2 separate regions of the Homo sapiens genome follow, and region 2 is linked to region 1. A link is an interaction called in ENCODE POLR2A ChIA-PET data of the cell type or tissue named here. Cell type or tissue: Caco-2. All regions are shown on one strand. Links, peaks and the distances in the headings refer to the core of each region. The heading gives the core; the rest is flanking DNA.

What was found. ChIA-PET counts read pairs that join two places held together with the same protein. Peaks named below come from ENCODE experiments on the same cell type or tissue, not always from the same donor. Only the 100,000 strongest peaks of a DNase experiment are listed, where the experiment ranks them.
Region 2: POLR2A ChIA-PET joins it to region 1 with 5 read pairs; 1 of 35 experiments calls an interaction of 5 or more read pairs at or near these places.

What each region holds. Positions count from the first base shown.
Region 1 is chr12:114,608,894-114,614,916 of GRCh38, reverse strand. No RefSeq gene overlaps it. Among named protein-coding and RNA genes, the nearest start is that of TBX3-AS1, 70 kb to the left of the region's middle. In Caco-2, for the core only: no CTCF peak of the experiment used is centred there; a DNase peak (open chromatin) is centred at 3,256.
Region 2 is chr12:115,454,358-115,460,380 of GRCh38, reverse strand. All of the region lies in intron 2 of LOC105370003 (a long non-coding RNA gene), which reads left to right. Among named protein-coding and RNA genes, the nearest start is that of LINC02463, 430 kb to the left of the region's middle. In Caco-2, for the core only: no CTCF peak of the experiment used is centred there; a DNase peak (open chromatin) is centred at 2,870.

The DNA.
Region 1 (6,023 bases), core at 613-5,612:
GAGCAGGGAGGGTATCTCTGAAATTCACGAGGGAGAGTAATATCTTCATTTGCATTTTGGAGATGCTGAGCCAGGCTGGAAAGTGTCCCCCTTCTGATTGTCTCTTAGAAAGTCCTTTATTTACAAACAGTTCCTGTCACATAGTAAACACATACATATTTCTTTATTTTTATTTTTTGAGACAGGGTCTTGTGCTCTGTCACCCAGGCTAGAGTGCAGTGGTGTGATCATAGCTCACTGCAGCCCCGACCTCTTAGACTAAAGCAATCCTCCACCTCAGCTTCCCAAGTAACTGGGATGACAGGCATGCACCAAAATTTAAAAAAAATTTTTTTTAAAAAGAGATGAGGTCTTCCTATATTGCCAGGGCTGGTCTGGAATTCCTGGGCTCAAGAAATCCTCCCACCTCAACCTCCTAAAGTGTTGGGATTACAGGCGTGAGCCATCACGCCCCGTCCTGCCAGTAAATTCTCTCCCTAAGAAGGGAAATAATTCTGACTTCTATTCTGACTTCTCTTCTGACTTCTATTGCCATAGATAATTTTGCCTATTTTTGAACTTCATACAAATAGGACCACACATTATGTTCTCTTTTATGTCTGGTTTCTTTCAGTCATGTCTGTGAATTAATCTAACTTATTGCACGTGGCTCCAGTTTGTTCTTTTTCATGACTGTATAGTATTCCATTTCATGAGCATACCGCATTTATCCTTTCTGTTCTCAATGGACATTTGTTTTGTTTTGTTTCCCAGCTTCGAGTTGTAGCAAATAAATCTGCTTAAAATATTCTTATGCATGTCTTTTGGTGCACATAAGCACTCATTCTAGGGGGAGTATGCCTTTAAGAGTGAAATTTCTGGGTCATGGGAACATACATGTGTTCAGTATTATCAGATACTGCCAAGCAGTTTTCCAAAGTGATACTGCCAATTCACATTCCCAAAAGCATTGTGTCCTATTGCTCTACAGCCTTACCAGTTGTTAGTACTGACAGTCTTTTTTAAATTTTATACATTCTGGTGGAGGATCATGAGACATAAAAGCTAGAACTAGTGTGTGATACAGTGTGACAAGAAAAATTATGAACGCATTGTATTCACAACATCCAAGGACACTTTTGGGTCAAGCTTTCTTCCTATCCCCACTTTTGGGCTTCAGATTTTGGCAATCACTGGAAGGGACTTAAAGCTGGAGGTAGGGAGAAAATAGAAAGATTTGCACTATCTTAAAGGCTGAAGATAGGAAAAAGGCAACATATTTGAAATCAGCCTCACAGTAGCTCCTACCTGTTGGCTAACTCTTTCCTCTGATGTGTATGTCATAAAGGCCAAGCTTATCCATTGGACAGAAATTCCTGTTGTAACTTATGTAAAGTCCAGCTGCCTGTGGTCCAGTCCCCTTCGGAGTTGCATTCACAGCAATAGCAATCTGGTAGGGATGTCTGCTTCTGTAGGATCATTCTGAATTAAGGTATCTACTGTGATGAGAAGCATATCTGCATGTGTGCTAGAGACAAGAGTGACCTTGGCCTTGATCCAGGCGATGTCCCCCAAATGCTAGCCAGCATAAATTTCCACAAGCATGATCATAATATGTTATAAGTTCCGCTTCTAGTAGGTAGGTATTCCGGAAATATTCTAATGGCTGCATATGAATCCATCCTTAAATCTCCCCAAACTCTTGTTCACTCATATTTCACTGGATAGAAACCATGAACACTTAGCTTAGCCTAAGCTATATCAGATATGCCCAACTCTTTTAAAAATAAATATATTTTTAAAATTTGAGTAGTATTATTTTGAGAAAAAAAATTTGCAACAAACCAGAGAATTTGGGTGTGAAGTGATCAGAATTTCCAACCATTCTCACAGAATGGTGGGGATATATCACTGAAGAAGAAACACATGAACAAGAAAAATAAATGTAATTTCTGATCTGACTCATATGTACATATATATGTGAATGTATATACATGAGTTCATATATATATACACATTTACATATATATACATACATATATACTGTATTTAGTTTCTGACCTTATACTTTATATATATGCATGTATATAGTGTTTGTCTATATGCAATTGTGTATGTAAATTCATACATACAAATGTATGCATATATGTATGCATCTACTGTGCATAGGTATATATATGAGTGCATGTATACATATGTATATATGTGTATGTATGTATACATATATCTGCAATTACATGATTAGCTTTATTAATGTGACACATGGTTCTTATATATTGATTAGAAGAAGAGGTTAACTCTCTCTTTAGAAAGTCTAGAAGATGTTCCAGTGGCCTCTCTAGAACATGTGATGAGATGCTACCACTTTCTTCATGGCCAATGTCATGGTTCAAAGAGGCACTAAAATATACTAGTTGGGAGCACCAGGATCTCACAGACTTGGGGTTAAAAACTCGCTCCCTGCTGATGAGCCATGGTGTGTTGGGACTCTCTGAGCCTCTGTTCCTTTTTCTTTTTGTAAAGCGGGAGTAGCAATACCATCCTCTTGGGATTTTTGTGCCCTTCAAACAGGATGTTATGTGCAGGGCCTGTGTACATGCACATCCAGTGCCTGGTGTACATGAAGCACGTGGTGAGTGTCAGCCGCACTCATCATGATTCCTATGTGGGTTGAGGCTGATTTCCCATTCTGGCTGCCGTGTGGGAAGTGGGTCGGAGTGTGCTTTGGGTGGGGCGTCAAGTCCTCTGGTGGAAGGGAAGGGATAGGGTGTTTGAGATCTGTGAGAACCTGAAAAAGAGCTACCAGGGGCCACTGAATGCTTTATCCTTTTACTGGGACAAGGGAGGTGGGAGATTTTCTGGCACCTGGTACCTGGCAGACAAGAGGGAAACGGTGAGAGAGATTCAGTGAGAAGTATAAAATCTTCCTGTTTATGCTCATGTTTGTCTTCTTCCTGTGTGATGTAACCTCTGGGGGCCATGAGACTCTTTATTATATTAAATATCAGGGGGCATTGAACTGGAGTTGTGCTACATACACTGTGCTGGGAAATGCCATGAAATGGTAGGTTATCGGTAAATAATGATCCCTTCTCTTTTCTTTAGAAGTCAACATTCCCCTACAGGTATTATCATCTCATGTCATCTTGTGACCTCTTGATGACTTCTCATTTTCACAATGGGAATGAGCTCAGAGTGTGGGAAAAAAAAAAAAAACAAACTTCCAGGCTGACAGTGAGGAGCTCTGTGCGGGGCCAGAGTCCAAAGTCTTCATTTGCTCAATGTAAATATCCACACTGTGTCCCTGCCACTCAGTTCAAGCTTCAGGAATCACTCAGACACAGCATAAAGAAACCACTGCGTAAAGGAGTCACCCTATTCATAAGTGACTTAAAATGTGCAGAATGGAAATAACCTAAATAGACTGGGCACAGTGGCTCATGTCTGTAATCCCAGCACTTTGGGAGGCCGTGGCGGGTGGATCACTTGAGCTCAGAAGCTTGAGACCAGCCTGGCCAACATGGTGAAACCATGTCTCTACTAAAAATACAAAAATTAGCTGGGCGAGGTGGCACACACCTGTAGTCCCAGCTACTCGGGAGGCTGAAACAGGAGAATCACTTGAACCCAGGAGGCAGAGGTTGCAGTGAGTCAATATCGTGCCACTTCACTCCAGCCTAGGCAACAGAGCTAGAATCTGATCTGTCTCAAAACAAAACAAAAAGAAATGTCCAGGAGATGGGGATGAGTTGAAACTATTTATTTATTTATTTATTTGAGATGGAGTCTCACTCTGTCGCCCAAGCTGGAGTGCAGTGGCAGGATCTTGGCTCACTGCAACCTCCGCCTCCCAGGTTCCAGTGATTCTCCTGTTTCAGCCTCCTGGGTAGCTGGGATTACAGACACATGCCACCATGCCCAGCTAATTTTTTATTTTTAGTAGACAGGGTTTCCCCACGTTGGCCGGGCTGGTCTCAAACTCTTGACCTCAGGTGATCCCCCCCACCTCAGCCGCCCAAAGTTCTGGGATTACAGGTGCGAGCCACCATGCCTGGCTGAGTTGAAGCCTTATAGCATGTTTGTAAAGAATATTATACTGACAGAAAAACAATTTGTTTACCTGTATGATTGACTTAGGAAGACAGCTGTAATATTTTCAGTAAAAAGGTTGGTTAGAAGATAGCATATTTAATATTCTTATAAATGTTAATAATGTTTTATCTCTGGGTGTTGGATTATGAGAGTCCTTTTTTTCCCCTAACTGCTTATTTGTATTTTCTATTTCTCCTGCAGCAAAGTTGAATTTCCTGTGTAATTAAAATAATAAAAGCAAATATAAAATAGACAGAAAAGTAAAACTAGATTTGTCCCCTTAAAAATATGTCAGGATTAGGCAGGACACAGTGGCTCATGCCCATAATCCCAGCAGTTTGGGAGGCCGAGGTGGGCAGATCACTGGAGGTCAGGAGTTCAAGACCAGCCTGGTTAGCATGGTGAAACCCCATCTCTACTAAAAATACAAAAAATTAGTCGGCGGTGGTGGCAGGCACCTGTAATCCCAGCTACTCGGGAGGCTGAAGCAGAATTGCTTGAACCCTGGAGGTGAAGAAGGTTGCAATGAATTGAGATCGCACAACTGTACTCCAGCCTGGGGCAACAGTGAGTCTCCATCTCAAACAAACAAACAAACAAAAAAGGTGTCAGGATTAAAGAAGGGGCAGTTATCTGCCCAGTGATGTGCTACCTGGTAAGTAATAGAGCTGAACCCAGGTCTCCTTGTTCTCATACTGAATCCAATAAAGGAGGCCACTATCCACTGGAAAAAAAGAAAGTCATGGCACATGAACACCTGCTCAACATCAATAATCATCTGGCAAATGTAAATCAAAACCACAAAGATATACCACTTTACATCAATTAGGATGGCTACTATTAAAAACAAAACAAAACAGAAAACACAAGTGTTGGCTGGGTGCTGCAGCTTATGTCTGCGATCCCAGCACTTTGGGAGGCCGAGTCTGGAGGATTGTTTGAGGCCAGGAGTTCAAGACCAGTCTGGGCAACCCAGGGAGATCCCATCTCTACAAATAACACAAAAAATTAGTTGGGTATGGTAGCAGGTGCCTGTAGTCCCAGCCACTCAGGAGGCTGAGGCAGGAGGATTGCCTGAGCCTGAGAGGTTGAGGCTGCTGCGTGAGCTATGATTGCAGCACTTCACTCCAGCCTGGGTGACAAAGTGAGAATCTGTCTCAAAAGAAAATATAAATGTTGGCAAAAATGTGGAGAAATTGGAACCCTTGTGCACTCTGGTGAGAATGTAAAATGGTGCAGCTGCTAAAACAGTAGGGCAGTTCCTCAAAAAGCTAGACATAGACTGTATTAGTCAGGGTTCTCTAGAGGGACAGAACTAATAGGATAGATGTATATATAGAGGGGAGTTTATTAAGGAGTATTAACTCACACGATCACAGGGTCACAATAGACCTTCCACAAGCTGAGGAGCAAGGAAGCCAGTCCGAATCCCAAAGCTGAAGAACTTGGAGTCCGATGTTCAAGGGCAGGAAGCATCCAGCATGGGAGAAAGATGTAGGCTCGGAGGCTGAGCTAGTCTAATCTCTCCATGTTCTTCTGGCTGCTTTTATTCTGGCCGCACTGGCAGCTGATTAGATGGTGCCCACCTAGACTGAGGTTGGGTCTACCTCTCCCAGTCCACTGACTCAAACATTAATCTCCTTTGGCAAAACCCTCACAGACACACCCAGGATCAACACTTTGCACCGTTTAATCCAATTAAGTTGACACTCAGTATTAACCATCCATAGACTGACCGTATGATCCAGCAATTCCACTGCTGGGTGTCTACCCAAAAAAATTGAAAGCAGGGACTCAAAGATATATTTGCACACCCATGTTTATAGCAGCACGTATCACAGTAGCCAATAGGTGCAAGCAAGCCAAGTGTCCATTAACAGATGAGTGGATAAACAAAATGCAATGTATCCATGTAATGAAATAGTATTTGGCCTTAGAAAACAAGGAAATTC
Region 2 (6,023 bases), core at 356-5,355, 850 kb before region 1:
GATAAAATGAAAAAAAGTTACAGAGTAATCTAAAGAGCGTGATAACATTTTTTGCCACAACCCCAAATATATAGATATCTACAACCAAGCAAGAGCGTCAAGATGGAAGAAAGCATATAGTGCCCATGGTTTTCTGATTGGTGACTTTTATTTTCTTCTTTGCACATTTGTTAATGTCCTGAATTCTTAAGTGTTGCTGCTTTAGTCATAAGAAAAACATTAAAAATGTTATAAAAATAATTTCAATCTGGCTGATCAACAACCTGACTGTTCTTTGAGCAGTCTTCATTTTTAACACATAATGATTCACCTATGTTATTTAAGATTTGTCAAATCTGTAGGTCAGGGATAAGCAGAATGTTTAGTGGGATGATGAAGGCTCAAAAGAGATTCCAATCCATAAATATTTTCCTATGGGGGCTTCTCAGTGCATTTGAAATAAATTGTTTTAGATTAAAAATTGTCCTTTCCTTTCCCCTCAAAATTCAGATACCTCAGAAGAGGTAACAGTATGAGACCTCCAAGGTGCTCAATAAATATTGGTTGACTTGAATTGAATCGAAGGCAGTGGCAGTACAAGATAACTTTGTTTATGACATCAGTTTTATCTAATAGCTGTAATTGATTTTATTTCTGGGGTTACTCTGTAATTGGGATGTGAAGAACAAGAGCACATAGGAATGCTCAGTATAAAGGTATAGCCACTAAAAAATAGGTAAAGAATGGAATACGGGATGCATAAAGCACATTTCTCTAAGCACATAGTTTTTCTCAGATTCATCCTTATAATTTGGCAGATAGACACTTGATTGGTTGTTGATCCTAATAAAATATTCATTCATCCATTTATTCATTCACTCATTTATAGCCCTAAGAAGTCCATGAGCCCTGTGGTTCAATCTCTAGTCTCTATCACTGTTAATGAAACAAACAATCAAAAATTAATTTCCTATAACTCACATTCTTTATTTGTACTTCCTGTACACTGTGAAACAGACATAAAACCTATGGGCCATGGACCATTTCTCTTATTTCTATTCTCTCTTCTTGTGATTCTGTATAATAAAATCTGAACATTCAGTAGAGCAACAGTTGAAGCCTCTAAGAGAGAAAGGGAAATAAGCTGAAGGGCTAGACCAGAATTCTCTTTGTGTGTAGGCAGAAGGACAGATGCCTGCTATGTGTTAAGCACTGTTGGAGGTGTTTGAGGTACTTCACATCCCTTCTTAATTTTCTTTTTTTTTTTTTTGGAGATGGAGTCTTGCTCTGTCACCCAGGCTGGAGTGCAGTGGCGTGAACTTGGCTCACCGCAACCTCTACCTCCCGGGTTCATGCAATTCTCCTGCCTCAGCCTCCCAAGTAGCTGGGACTACAGGTGTGTGCCACTAAGCCCAGCTAATTTTTGCATTTTTAGTAGAGACGGGGTTTTGCCATGTTGGCCAGGCTGGTCTCGAACTCCTGGCCTCAAGTGATCTGCCTGCCTCGGCCTCCCAAAGTGCTGGGATTACAGGTTTGAGCCACTGTGCCCAGCTTCTTCTTATTTAATTCTCATACTAACAATACAAATGGAATAATTTCATCCTCATTTTGTAGATGATGAAATGGAAGTTTATATCCAACATATATACTGACTTGCATATATCTAATTTAGGATTAAGATGAGCATACCTCCCACTTTACTTCGTTCAGTCCCACAGTTTACTTCTGTTGCCTTGATATAATTGGTAATAGCATCTTTGGATGATTGGATAAAGAAACTGGTATTTATATGCAGTGGAATATTATTCGGCCATGAAAAAGAATGGAATCATGTCTTTTGCAACAACATGAATGGAACTGGAGGCCATTATCTTAAGTGAAACAACTCAGAAAGTCAAATATCATATGTTCTCACTTATAAATGGGAGCTAAATAATGTGTACACATGGACATAGAGTGTGGAATAATATTGGAGACTTGGAAGGGTGGGAGGAAGGGAACGGGTGAAGGATGATAAATTACCTTGGGATGAGAATTTATATTGTCACCTATTAGAACATTACTAGCTTCAAATTACAAGAAGCAAAGATTCAGAAGAATTAGACATCAGGGATTTTACAATCTCGTAGACAAAGAAATGCAGTTAAGATGGTTCCAGGGTTGAGTAATTCAGCAGCTCAACAATATCATTGAAGTCAGAAGCTCCTTCTGTCTTTTCCTTCACCAGCCCCTCTAGGTTGCCTCTGCCTCTGTTGGTTGTGCCATTTCAGGTGTCACTTTCTCTCATACGCCCATGGCTCAAGCCAGAAAAATGTCCATTCCTTCTGTGTTTATTTACAGAGCAAAGAAACCTTTCCAAGTAGCTCCTCGCAGATGCCTGCTCATGGGGGTCACATGTTCTCTCTTCATCCAATCATTAGCAAGAAAATGGGAGGAGGAGTTACATGATTGGCTTTAACCAATCGGGATTTTTTCAGCAACACAGGAGCAATGAAAGAAAAACTGGGCTCTTCTAGAATGGAAGCTGTGGAAAGGGGTGGTTGGGTAGGCCAAGCATAGCAACTGCTACAAACTAGTAAGTGAGGAGAGGCCAGCCAGTTCTAAAGGACCACGGAGACTACTCTTTCCATCTCCCCAGCCGCCCTCCCTTAAACACTGTGCTCTCCAAGGGGTTATGTCTGAAGGTTGGGCTTGGTGGGGTAGGTCACTGCATGAGAGAAAATGCAAACCAATAGCTATAACAATGTAATAAGGCCTGTAGGAGCCTACGAAGGCACTGAAGGCGTTCAAGAAACAGTGGCTTTTTTACAGTGTTAAAGGGTGAAGAGGAGCTTGCTCTATAGCTGTTAGTAGGGGCCAGTGCTGGGTATTTCAGCTAGAGGGAGCTGCGTGTACAAATACCTGGAGATGAGAAAGAGCCTAGTGTGTTCACAGAGCAAGCGGCACTGCGGTAGTGATAGAAGAGGAGCTTGGGGAGGTGAGCAGAGCCACATCCCAAGGGGCAGGTGTAACTTGACAAGAGGAGGAGATTTATTCCTGGGGAGTCATTGACAGGTTTAAACCTGAAAGTGGTCAGACTTCCTATTGTTCCTCTACGGAAGTTCTATTAGCAAGGAGTCAAGACTTCCAGGGCAGATTTCTTTTCTTTTCTTTTCTTTTCTTTTCTTTTCTTTTCTTTTCTTTTCTTTTCTTTTCTTTTCTTTTCTTTTCTTTCTTCTTTCTTTCTTCTTCCTTCCTTCCTTCTTCCTTCCCTTCCTTTCTTTCTTTTCCCTTCCTTCCCTTCCCTCCCTTCCGTCCTTCCTTCCTTCTCTCTCTTTCTTTCTTTTTCTTTCTTTCCTTCTTTCTCTCTTTCAGATGGAGTCTCACTCTATTGCCCAGGCTGGAGTGCTATGGCATGATCTCAGCTCACTGCCATCTCTGCCTCCTAGGTTCAAGCGATTCTTCTGCCTCAGCCTCCCAAGTAGCTAGGATTACTTGGGTGGTGTGCGCCACCACATCCAGCTAATTTTTGTATTTTTAGTAGAGATGGGGTTTCACCATGTTGGCCAGGCTGTTCTCCAACTCCTGACCTCATGCGATCTGCCTGCCTGCCTGCCTTGGCTTTCCTAAGTGCTGGGATTATGGGCATGAGCCACCGGACCTGTCCCTTTTATTTCTATTTTTGTTTAAGGGGCTGGGAATCCCAGCTGGTGTGTTGTAGAGAGATTACTCATGGCTAGGGGTGAGGTGCACAGCTCTGAAAATACTTAATTTTGGAACTTTTACAGAAGAAGGACATCTCTTTTCCCCGTCTGTGTATTCTTGAGACTTTGTGGCAGAGCCTGCTATATGTTCACAAAAATTCTCTTCTTTCGCCTCCTGGGCACAAGCTACATTATGTTCCCCAGTGTCTCTGGGAGTTGAGTAAGACCCTGTGACTAAGTTATGGCTAATGGATGGTGGGCATTAGTGATATTCCCAACTTCCAGGCCTGGCCCCTAAAAACCTCCCACATCATCCTTCATGCTCTCTCTTCTCATCTACTTGCCAAAAGAAGAAGACTTTAAAGACATAGAAAAGGCAGAGCTACTAAGTGGAAGGATTCTGGGCCCCTGAATGACTGCATGGAACAGAGCCCTCTACCAACTCGCATTGTATTTAGTTTTATTGTGATAAACCACTGAGACTTCAGAGTTTTGTTTTTACAGCAAATAAAACATACCCTGCAGGTGTTTGTGCACTCTTGAAATACGAGGGAAAGTGGCAAAACAGCTTCTTGATAAAGTCACAGAAAATATACTGAAGTATGAGGAAGAGTACATTGATGAAGACTCAGAGGGGCTTATCTGTGAAGCAAAGACAAGGAAGTCTCATCTTGCTTGGCTGTGGTGAGGGCTGCATGATACCATGTATGTAAAGCACCTAGCACGAGTTGTCTCTTAATGGAATAAGTTAGGAAAAGTGTTTTGGAGTTGGTAGCTATCAGTTTTATAAATATCTGTAAAAAAGAAATAATAAGAATATTTACCTCGGTGATTTTTTGTAAGAATTAAAAGAGATGATGCTTTTAAAGCACTCACTTAGTACAGGGCCTGTAAAATAATATGGAAGCTTCTATAATAGTAATGACTGCTTCTTATCGACATTACTGCTGTAAGACATGACTGGGCTGTGACAGCAGGAGGTTTTAGGAGGGAGAAAGCGTTTCAGGCTGGAGCTGTGTTGGGAGCGATGGAGGGAGGGGCAGAAAAGCAGGGGGGTGGCAGGGGGAAGGGGAGATGAGATGCATGACACCAGGTGGAGCAGTTGAAAAGCTCTGTTTACAGCCCGATGACCACTTCTGCCCAGACTGAACCTGGATCATTCCAATTGCCACTGGGCACACATCTCTGCAGCATGCTGGCGCCTCATCATATCTCGAGTGCTGTTTCCAAGAAGCTCAAAGGGCTTTCTGGAAGTTATCTGCTGGCTTGACCCAGCAGCCCCATGTTATCATTCCCATCTCACAGATGGAAAAACAGGACACCGAGTGGTAAACCTACTTACCGAAGATCACAGTGTGAGTCAGTGGCCTGTGTGCAATCAGATTCTAGATTTCTCCATCGCAGGCCCCTCCTGCGGCTCCTCCAGGCTAGCTTTGGGCTGGGCCGCCAAGCAGGCTGCATTTCTTTTTTCTCAAAGAGAGCCACTAAGCATCCAGATTCTGCATGTGATTTAATTATTAGCCAGATCCTGATCTTTGATGACAAGAAGTTTGATTTACAGACTAAATATTCTCCTAGGTGCTGGCGGACATTCTATACTTTTGTTCCTAGCATTTATTATAAAATTGTTCATATAAACAGGAAAGCTGGAAGAATTTTAGTCAATACCTATATGCTTAGGATCTGGATTCTACAATAGACACTTTGTTTTATTGTACTTTATTAGCTGAACTACTTACTAAGCAGAGAGGTGAAGTTGTCATCTTTGACAATGATAGTCAAAGTAAGTGATGCTATTAAAAATTATTTAAATATCTGCAAATGATTAAAAAAATGGTTTAAAAAAATTTAAGTCTTTCAACTCACCGGTAGACTAGTATTTGCTATCAAAGTGAGGTTACAGTAGATTTCAAGAATGTTTGCATGCTTAGTATATAACCTAGCATGAGTCTTTCAAAATAAAATGTCATGGCATTTCACTAGATTGGTCTAGTTTTAAAAAAGAGAAGACCCCCGTCTCCAAAACAAACAACAACAAAGCCCAGAGATCTGGAACAGGGAGTGTGGCCTACCTGCAGCCCTGGAATAAAGATACACTTACTTTAAGGATACTATATATATTTAGTGACTTAATACACATTTAGGGGAAGTGTGTATTAAGTCAAAAGATAGAAACTGCTTGACTAGAAACTTGAAAGGGCCAAATAAATTGTTAGATTAAGTGTCTTCTTTTATGGTTAAGGCCCAGAGATGGCAAGTCACAGAGCAAAGGCCTTTCACTGACAGTATTGGACCAATAACTTTAACTTTCTTATTTATCTATCTATTTTTAGAAATAAGATCTCACTATGTTGTTCAGGC